Regions from separate parts of the Homo sapiens genome. Here region 1 is linked to region 2. The links are chromatin contacts, found by POLR2A ChIA-PET in ENCODE. All regions are on one chromosome and are shown on one strand. The core of a region is the stretch at or near the end of the contact, and the rest is flanking DNA. Distances in the headings are between cores, read along the strand shown. Region 1 overlaps RBFOX2 (RNA binding fox-1 homolog 2). Region 2 overlaps RBFOX2 (RNA binding fox-1 homolog 2).

Region 1 (5,445 bases), core at 2,133-4,632, 95 kb after region 2:
GCAGAGGGAACGCAAAGAAATAAAAGGCATGGTCCTCAAGAAAATTAACTCTGCTTAGAGAGACAACAGATAACCACACACACACATACACATACACACACACACAAGTAACAATTCGAAACTATGTTTAAGTATTCAACTAATGACAAAGATGACAAGGATACAGAAGATAACAGAATGTAGATTCAAGAGTTCTTTAAGTCTCTGTCCAAGGCAACAAACTAACAATCCATTCATCTAGCCCGGCAGACTTCTCAAACTTAAGAGATAATTTTAAATTCCTTAGGAAATACCTGATTAAAGCTTACTAAAACACCAGAAAAAAAATGAAATCAAATGGTTTTAACTGAATACTTATTCTCTTGATTCTTGAACCCTCTCATAACCCAACCACTTCCCATTATGATACCTAGTTTCCTTATAAAAAAGCTCCATTTTGACCCAAAGCAGATGGAAATTTACCTTTACTGATTATGTCTCCTGGGTCATTTATCCAATACGTCTTGCCTCTTGCTTCAGTATAAACTTCAGAAGTTCGAAGCTAAGCCAAAAACAAAACAGCTACAAGATGAAGGTTAGTAAGGATGAACCCACTCCTGGAAACATCTATGTCTCTGCCTTACAACTCTGAATTCCCTCACATCTTCCACTCAGCCTCGTATGTAAATGAACTCCCCTCCCTTTCCCTACTTGGAGGCAGAAAACAGGATACCTTGCTTTACTTTCAAACTTCTCAGAGGTAGGATGAGATACAGAATGGTTATTAAGTGCTCTGAATCTCAAGCAAAACATAACATACAAAAACATAATACAATACTGGTTTTAACATATTTACCATGTAATGTCCAAACAGCTTTATTCCACTACTAAGAATCAACTAAGGAACACATAAGACAGAAAGGACATAAACAGATGCATATACAAGTGTTAAAAGCCCAAGCAAAGCTAAATTCACCTTTGCGCCTCAAAAGGACCATTTTGATTACAGGTCAGAGTTTGCATCATCAAAATGAATCGAATTGTTCCAAGTAATACTGAAATAGCAGCTGAGGGTAAAATGAACTTTAGCCACTGGACTCTGACCATCATCAGAGGCAGTTATTAAAACACAGGTATGTTAACAGGGGAAAATAGCAGAAAATAAAGGTGGATGTAATGGTTTTAAAATATGCTCACAAAGTATTTGATACTACTCCATTCAAAAGGTAGGTCCTGCTTTTCCTCCCCTTAAGAGGAGCTAGACTTGCTTCTAACAGCATAAAGCAAAAATTTAAGTAGATCCTCCTGCCTCAGTCAAGCCTTCAGATAAATGCAGCCCAGTCAAAAGCTTGACTGAAACCTCATGAGAGATCCTGGGACAGAACTACACAGCTAAGTTGTCTCAAATTTCTGACCTACAGAAACTATGAGATAATAAGTGTTTGTTGTTTGAAGCCAGTAAGTGTAGGGCTAATTTGTTACACAGCGAGAAATAACTAATAGGGAGGGTATGTTGTAGTGCACTGTGTTATGAATCCCAAACTGCCATTATGGGAGGTCGAGGCAGATAGATCACTTAAGGTCAGGAGTTTAAGACCAGCCTGGCCAACATGGTAAAACCCCTTCTCTACTAAAAATACAAAATTTAGCCAGGTGCTGTGGCAGGCACCCGTAATCCCAGTTACTCAGGAGGCTGAGGCAGGAGAATCACCTGAACCCAGGAGGCAAAGGTTGCAGGGAGCCAAGATTGCGCCACTGCACTCCAGCCTGGGAGACAGAACGAGACTGTCTCGAAAAACAAAAAAACAAACAAAAAAATCATTAAAGGTCCCTCCAAAGTTCTGAAAACAAGGACTACCAGAAAGAAGCACACCAGTATTGTAGTAACTTCCCCTTCTAGTTTGAGCAAGCTAATAGGAATATAATGAGAGCCAGAAATATATGCCATTATGTAATTTAAAATTTTGTAGTAGCCATATTAAAAATGGTAAAAAAAAAAAGGTGAAACTAATTTTAAGAATATATTTTATTGAATCCAACACAGTTAAAATATTAGCATTTCAACATGTTGATTTTAAAACATACTCAATATTTTAAAAATCTCAACATAGTATCTTACATTCTTTTTTGTACTAATTCTTCTAAATCTAGTGTATAGTATTTTACATTGAGTGCATCCTTTTATTTATTCATTTTATTTATTTATTTATTTATTTATTTATTTATTTTTTGAGATAGGGTCTCACTGTGTCACTCAGGCCAGAGTACAGCAGCACGATCATCGCTCACTGTAGCCTTGACTTTCCAGGCTCAAATGATCCTCCCACCTCAGCTTCCCAAGTAGCTGGGACCACAAGCCTGTGTCACCATACCCAGTTAATTTTTTAATTTTTTGTAGAAATGGGGTCTCTCTATGTTGCCCAAGCTGGTCTCAAACTCTTGGGTTCAAGTGATCCTCCCACTTCGGCCTCCCAAAGTGCTGGAATTACAAGCGTGAGGTACCATGCCTAGCTTTTTTATTTTTTATTATAATTTCATATAAGAACAGAGATGCGGGTCTCACTTTGTTGCCCAAGCGATCCTCCCACCTCAGCCTCTCAAAGTGCTGGGATTACAGGCATGAGCCACTGCACCCGGCCTGAGAGTGCAGCTCTATAGCCACATGTGGCTACCGTATTACCATATTACACAGCAAGTCTAGAGGATTTCTTCTACAGCCTGTTACCCCTTCAGAAACATGAGTGTAGAGCCCAGGGAGGCAAAAGTAAAGAATGTTTTAGATAACTAAAGGATCCTTTTTATTGTCTTTACTGAGATATCTCATTTGAGCAGGTCCCAAGCTGGGAAAGGACAGCCTTCATGAAAGAAAAGAAAGAGGGAAAGGACAGTGCTTACTGTTAGAAAGAGGAACAACTACTTTGAAGAACTGAAAAGAAACTAATACTTCCTACAAAACATCAAAACCAATCATCAGAGTATAGAGAACATCATCTACCTTTTTACGTGATATTCCCCTCAGCATTCAGTCACCCATTCATCTCATACACAGGCTACATCCATTTGAAATGGAAAGATGCAGTTTGTTCCGAATAAGAAGGTTTGGAAGGAAATAAATGGGGAAAAACACTGAGTGAAAGAACATTTGCCTTTCTCCAAACACAAAAACCTTCCCCATTTAACACATTTGCCTCCTCTCCGCCGGCAATGTTATCTCCTAGGATCATAGCTTTCAAGAATAAACCAAACCCAGAGCCTGCCGGGAGACAGTGATCCAACTGATACGGTTTGGCTCTGTGTCCCCCACAAAATCTCATCTCAAATTGTAATCCCCACGTGTCAGAGGAGGGGCCTGGTGGGAGGTAACTGAATCATGGGGACAGACATCCCCCTTGATGTTCTCAGGATGAGTGAGTTCTCGAGTGATCGTTTAAAAGCATGTGGCACCTCCCCCTTCACACTCTCTCTCTCTCCTGCTCCACCATGGTTAAGATGTGCTTGCTTCCCCTTCTGCCATGATTGTAAGTTTCCTGAGGCCTCCCAGTCATGCCTCCTGTTAAGGCTTTGGAACTGTGAGTCAATTAAATCTCTTTTCTTCATAAATTACCCAGTCTCAGGTAGTTCTTTACAGCAGTGTGAGAACGGACTAATACACCAACAAGAAAATCTCTTCCAGTGCAACCAAGTCACCCTTTTCCTCCTCCTCCTCCTGCTTCTTGAGGAGCTAGATTCAGACGATTATGGAAAAAAGCCCAGCTGTGTGAGTCACTGCAGCCATCCCAAGGGGCCTGGGCAAAATCCAGAGGACAGCTGGAAACAGCTGTTGTGAGATCAACTGCAACTAGGAGGGAAGGAGGAAAAAGAGGATGAATTCATAGTTTATTACACATGATCCCATTCTGGCCTCAGCAAAGCTTGTTTTTATTTTCTCTCCCAAATGAAAAGTTTCTTCTCCCTTCTTACTAAAGATTCTTCTTCTAACAAAGAAAATAATAATTGATTCACCAATAAAAACCTCCTGAGATCATTATCCAATCTACTATGGGGGATACCATTCCCCTCACCCATATGTCTCCCACGGTACAGGATAAACAAGAATCCAACAGGTGAGGAAAGAATTATCTTAAAAAAAATATCTGTAAGGCTGGGCACGGTGGCTTATATCTGTAATCCCAGCACTTTGAGAGGCCAAGGTGGTTGGGTCACTTGAAGCCAGGAGTTCAAGACCAGCCTGGCCAACATGGCGAAACCCCATCTCTATTAAAATCAGCCAGGCATGGTGGCAAGTGCCTGTAATCCCAGCTACTCAGGAGGCTGAGGCATGAGAATCACCTGAGCCTGGTAGGTGGAGGTTGCAGTGAGCTGAGATTGTGCCACTACACTCCAGCCTAGGCAACAGAGCAAGAGCAAGACTCTGTCTCAAAAAAAAAAAAAAGAAAAAAAAAAGCTGTAAAGGCAACTGTAAAGGCAAGACACCTTTGACTTGAATAAAGCTCTTAAAAAGAGAAAAAAAAGTCACCAGGAAATATGAGGCTGCTGAGATCTAGCAGAGAAATAGCCCCAAGGAAAGAGAGGTTGCTCTATGGTTCCTTACACGATAATATTATAAATGCTTTGTTGATTAAGGAAGAAATGTCAGAAGAGTGTTTATTTGCACAGCTAGAGGGCAACCAGCCTTAGGATGTCTAATCCCCTTTCCTATCAGCCAAAAAGATGTAGATCTCCACACATCAATCCTGAGGTCCTGAAGAAAATGGTGACTGACACCACAAGTCCAGATACTGTGGTAAAATGAAGAGCAGGTACCTTTCCTAAGAAAGAACTTCTCAGAGTTTGATAGGTAAGGGAAGAATAGGGATTTACTGGCATTTGATACAAACTAATATTGATTTAATGGGCTCTGATAATATGAGACTTAGGAAACTAATAAGCATTCTCCTCTACCTGGTCTTAACACACCCAGACATCCACCCTTCAAAATCCCTGGGCTTACAGCTCAAATGGTTTTGATCAACACATATTCCTCAGTGGTCAGTCTTGGATTCTACAGTTCTTTCAGACATTCACACAATAGAAGCGGTCATACCTTAAAATTTACCAGCCAAACCATACATGAGAATAGAAGAACTGCTGCCTTCAGAAGTCTAGAGATATATTTAAAAGCCAACAAAATCTCCTCTAACTCTCTCAGCTGCCCACCTGCCATCAATAACACTGTTCCTAAAGTAAGGTACAAAGGTTCAAAATCCCTCTATGCATTCTCTGCTCCCTAGTGTGGCCCTGTCACTACAGAACTTCAATTATTTCTTCCACAAATATTTTTAAATACTGTATTTACATTCCATCTCATTTCAATATATATAAGACCTCTTGCAACTAATTGCCAAAGAGAGCCACAGGAGATCCTGTAAATAGTGGAAGGAACTGAGATGCGGAGGGAGTATAGAGGAAAGTCTGAGTCAGCTCCCA
Region 2 (4,862 bases), core at 1,254-3,753:
TGACAACACATCGGCCCAGGAATCCTGTTGCTCCAAACCCAGTGGCCACAATCCCACTGACTTGAGGAACATTCACCTTTCCCATGAGGTATGAGGGCATGATGAAGCTGGCAATGGAGTGGGCTGTGACACACGGATGTGGCTATTGCAGTAATGGCAGAATGTGACATTGGCAGGGCCCAGACAACCCGGGATTGTGCAGCGGCCGCCATCTTCTCCCACAATCCTTTTTTTTTTTTTTTTTTTTTTCTGAGACAGGGTCTCACTCTGTAGCCCAGGCTGCAGTGCAGTGGCGTGATCTCGACTCATCGCAACCTCTGCCTCCCAGGCTCAAGCGATCCTCTCACCTCAGCCTCCAGAGTAGCTGGGACCACAGGCACACGCCACCACGCCTGGCTAATTTTTTTGTATTTTTGGTAGAAACGGGGTTTCACTATGTTGCCCAGGTTGGTCTTGAACTCCTGACCTCAAGCGATCCACCTGCCTGGGCCTCCCAAAGTGTGGGATTACAAGCATGAGCCACCATGACCACTGGCAGTCATTCATTCTTAACCAAGTATCAATAAAATAAATACAATGAAATTCTGGATCTTCATACTGTAATTTTATAGTGTTATCTTTTAATCAAGTTTAGGATAGGATAAAGATAAAAGGTTGGGCGTGGTGGCTCATGCCTGTCATCCCAGCACTTTGGGAGGCCGAGGCGGGCAGATCACCTGAGGTCAAGACCAGCCTGACCAACATGAGAAACCTTGTCTCTACTAAAAATACAAAAATTAGCTGGGCATGGTGGCGCATGCCTGTAATCCCAGCTACTCAGGAGGCTGAGGCAGGAGAATTGCTTGAACCCAGGAGGCAGAGGTTGCGGTGAGCCGAGGTCTAGCCATTGCACTCCAGCCTGAGCAACAAGAGCAAAATTCTGTCTCAAAAATAACATAACATAACATAACATAACATAACATAACATAACATAACATAACATAACAAACATAAAAAATAAAATAAAATAAAATATAAAAGACATACCCTGCAGCAAAGCAGGAGAAAAATACCAAGAAAAGAAACCCTCAAAATAAAGAAAAGTTTAAATATGTCACAAAAACTCTGCAAACTACCTCTGAAACTCCCATGGGTGGAACCACCATAAACTTCTTTGGAACCACAGGAAGGGCTTGTAAATTCCTATTATAAATGCATCTATTTCTTTTCTGATCATAATCTTTAAAATTAGGTGGTCAGTCTGGTCAGAAATAAAACTCTTCTGTATGTTACCTTTATGAAAACATACAAAAACCAAAAACCCACAGGGAAGCTAAGTTATCTTTTTTATTCATGCTCCTGCATGTTCACATTTTTCTACCTTTAAAACAAAACAAAAAAAAAAAAAGAAAGAAAGAAAAAAGGGGGAACAAAGTGGTAGGAGAAGAAAAAAATTTATTTCCAATTATCAAAGTCAAATAAGGAAAGCTATGCTTTATAGCTATATACAATTCACATTAAGAGACAAAAAGGTGTAAAAACTCCACACTATAAAGAGACTCTAAAAAGAATCACAGTCTTATACACAGAGATTAAGATGCACACATACTTCATTCTATCAGGAGAGCATGTTATCAGACTTTGTGACTGATAGCTTATCACCCTATCTGTTAGTTCAGAGGAGAGAATGTGTCCATTTGAGCACTAAAGAAAGTCTTCTGAGGAGGGCCCACAGAAGAAGTTTCTGGCATGCTTGCTTCTGAGAAAGAAAAATCAGATAATCTGGGACAGCAATATGGGTATTGCCAATAATTCTAACCTTGCTTCCTGAATTCCTACATCTCAAAAATGCTGGATTTTGCAATGTGAGTCTGGTGGGCAGAAAGGGTCTGGAGCCACATTTTAGATGCTCTGCCTCTGACTCCAATAATTCAAGAGGCTACTTGTTTTGTTTGTTTTTGAGATGGAGTCTCACTCTGTGGCCCAGGTTGGAGTGCAGTGGCATGATCTCGGCTCACTGCAACCTCCGCCTCCCGGGTTCAAGTGATTCTCCTGTCTCAACCTCCCAAGTGGCTGGGATTACAGGCGCCTGCCACCACACCCAGCTATTTTTGTATTTTTAGTAGAGACAAGGTTTCACCATGTTGGCCAGGCTGGCAGGCTACTTGTTTTATACGAGTTTCTCTGTGGTTGTAAGAGGATAGCGGGGGGAAGTAGGTATACCGGGGGAGCCAGCACAATTTCTCAAAAATGTACCTGAGAAATCAGGCACTAAAAATTCTTCAGAAGAAATCTGAGGCAACCCTCTATACATAGTTTATATTCCTATCACTTCCTGGACTGGTAGAGACAATACAGACTCACCAAAACAACACTGAGGTAGAGAAATGAGATGTATGAGTATTGTCTATGAAGCTGACTTAAAAAAAAAAAAAAAAGTCGAAAGAATGAGGCTCTTTTTCCCTCACTTCCTCTCAGCTTAAAATAGCAGGGATTCCCACAGGGCAATCTCTAACAGAATTCTGCTACTCAAATGTGACACATGGACCAGCAACAGCAGAATGAGCATCAACTGGAAACTCCTTAGATTTGAAGAATCTCAGGCCCCACCCTAGACTTACAAAATCAAAATCATATGATAACAAAAGCCCCAGGTAACTCTCAGGCACACCGAAATCTGAGAAGCTGGTCTAGACAGAGGCACTGGCCACATGCAGCAGTAGCGACTCATGGGAGAAGGCGTAGATATGGCTGCCACTTTCCAGTTAGGGGATGTAAACCACCCTGGAAGACAAAACAGTGAACATTCCTCTCCCACTTGCTGGTTTCAATGTAACACCACCAACCGCTACTATTTACTCAGAGCATATTATGTGCCACAACTTTGCATGCATTATCTCATTGCATCTTCACAATATCTCTGTAAGACAGGCCCTGTTATCTTTTTCACAGATCAAAGGAAATTGAGGCCCAAAGTGGTTACATAATATACTCATGGTCTCACAGCTAGTGAATAAAGAGCCAAAAGTTCAACGTTCGTTTTTAAGACTCCAAGATCATTTCCACTAAATCATACCTATTCACTGACAAAACTGAATCAAGACTGGAAAAAAAATCACTGAAAAACTTACCCTGGATATAAATAACCCTGCACTCTACCTCTGCCCATTACCAAGACTTTAAATAACAAATGAAGCCAGGTGTGGTGATGTGAGCCTGTAATCCTAGCTTCTCAGGAGGCTGAGGCAGGAGGGTTTGCTTGAGCTCAGGAGTTTGAGACCAGCCTGGGCAACATAGTAAAACTCTCATCTCAAGAAAAAAGTAAAAAACAACAACAAACGACAGAGATAGGGTTTGGGAGTTGGTGTACACATACTGTACTTGTGCACTGGCCAAAACACTGCTACTACTGATGTCATTCAGAGAATAGACCCAGAAACTTCTGTGAATGGTGGTTACCTTCTATGATGTCTAAACTAAGCTCTAGATGTATATATACATGGAGAAAGCGGTCCATCTCAAAGCTAGCCTCTTGGGAAAGGCAATTAAGTGATTTGTTAGAGCTCTTACTCCCAGTTATTAGGAAACCCAGAGCTACCACCCCTAAAACAGAAGACTGCATTATCTTGGCTGGGCGCGGTGACTCACACCTATAATCCCAGCAATTTGGGAGGCTGAGGCAGGCGGATCACTTGAGTTCAGGAGTTCAAGACCAGCCTGGCCAACATGGTGAAACCCCATCTCTGCTGAAAATACAAAAATTAGCCAGGTGTGGTGGTGCATCTGTAGTCTCAGCTACTCAGGAGGCTGAGGCAGGAGAATCGCTTGAACCCTAGAGGCAGAGGTTGCAGTCAGCTGAGAATGCACCACTGCACTCCAGCCTGGGCGACAGAGTGAGACTCTGTCTCAAAAAAAAAAGAGAAGAAAAGCTGCATCATCTTAAAAGACCCATCTTTCCTTATTACGTTTCAATTATACTCTCAAAGAACTTCCCTTACTTCTAACTAGCTTTCTCTGGTATCCCCTCCCTACAATTTTTGACGTCATGAAGTCCTCCCATCCCAACCACTTTTCCATTATCTACCCACTCCGGTTCTGCACCCTCTTTGTCCAATTTTGATGCCGTGTTCCATAATTACAATCTCTCCCTTGCAAATACCCTCAATCATTTGTCCTCTCCATCACTGCCACCTGACACAACTCCAATCCTGGTTAAATCCAATTGTCTGCCTTTTCTAGTGCCTATGCCCAATCAGCTGAATGTTGCTGAAGAAAAATCACATAACCAAGCTGACTGACTTCACTATATATTCATGATCACAAACCTCAAATGGACACTCAACGATGCCAAGCAATCCACCAAAGCTGCCCTTGAAAGCTTTCCTACTCCCCAAAATGACTATTTCTTGCTTCTCCTCAAACCTCCCTCATTCACTCTTCACTACCTACTCTCAGCTAATTTTCTTATTTTACTTTTTGTCTGTTTGTTTTGAGACAGGATCTCACTCTGTCGCCCAGGCTGGAGTGCAGTGGTGCGATCATGGCTCACTGCAGCCTTGACCTCCCGGGCTCAAACTATTCTCCCACCTCAGCCTCCCAAGTGGCTGGAACTACATGCACATGCCACCACGCCCAGCTAATTAAAAAAAAAAAAAAAAAATTTAGAGAAGGGGCGGGTCTCACTATGTTGCCCAGACTAGTCTTGAATTCCTGGGTTCAAGCAATCTTCCTGCCCCAGCCTCCCAAAATGCAGGGATTACAGCCATGAGCCACTACACACAACCTCTTAGCTAATTTTCTATGTCATTTTAAATGAGAAGCATTCAGACAGTATCTTCTTACCACTAAATCTAATGTTCTATAATAAGTAAATGATTAAATGA

Evidence for each region. ChIA-PET counts read pairs that join two places held with the same protein, here RNA polymerase II (POLR2A).
Region 1: POLR2A ChIA-PET joins it to region 2 with 11 read pairs in activated CD4-positive, alpha-beta T cell. The contact joins two enhancer-like sites. POLR2A ChIA-PET finds 5 or more read pairs at or near these places in 3 of 52 experiments (BJ, activated CD4-positive, alpha-beta T cell and activated CD8-positive, alpha-beta memory T cell).

The regions. Positions count from the first base shown.
Region 1 is chr22:35,992,214-35,997,658 of GRCh38, forward strand. All of the region lies in intron 1 of RBFOX2 (RNA binding fox-1 homolog 2), which reads right to left. Among named protein-coding and RNA genes, the nearest start is that of RBFOX2, 34 kb to the right of the region's middle. Within about 2 kb of position 3,383, at least 15 of the 41 ENCODE cell types and tissues checked have a DNase peak (open chromatin) inside an H3K27ac peak, as active enhancers do.
Region 2 is chr22:35,898,193-35,903,054 of GRCh38, forward strand. All of the region lies in intron 2 of RBFOX2 (RNA binding fox-1 homolog 2), which reads right to left. It also overlaps the pseudogene NDUFA9P1. Among named protein-coding and RNA genes, the nearest start is that of RBFOX2, 130 kb to the right of the region's middle. Within about 2 kb of position 2,504, at least 4 of the 41 ENCODE cell types and tissues checked have a DNase peak (open chromatin) inside an H3K27ac peak, as active enhancers do.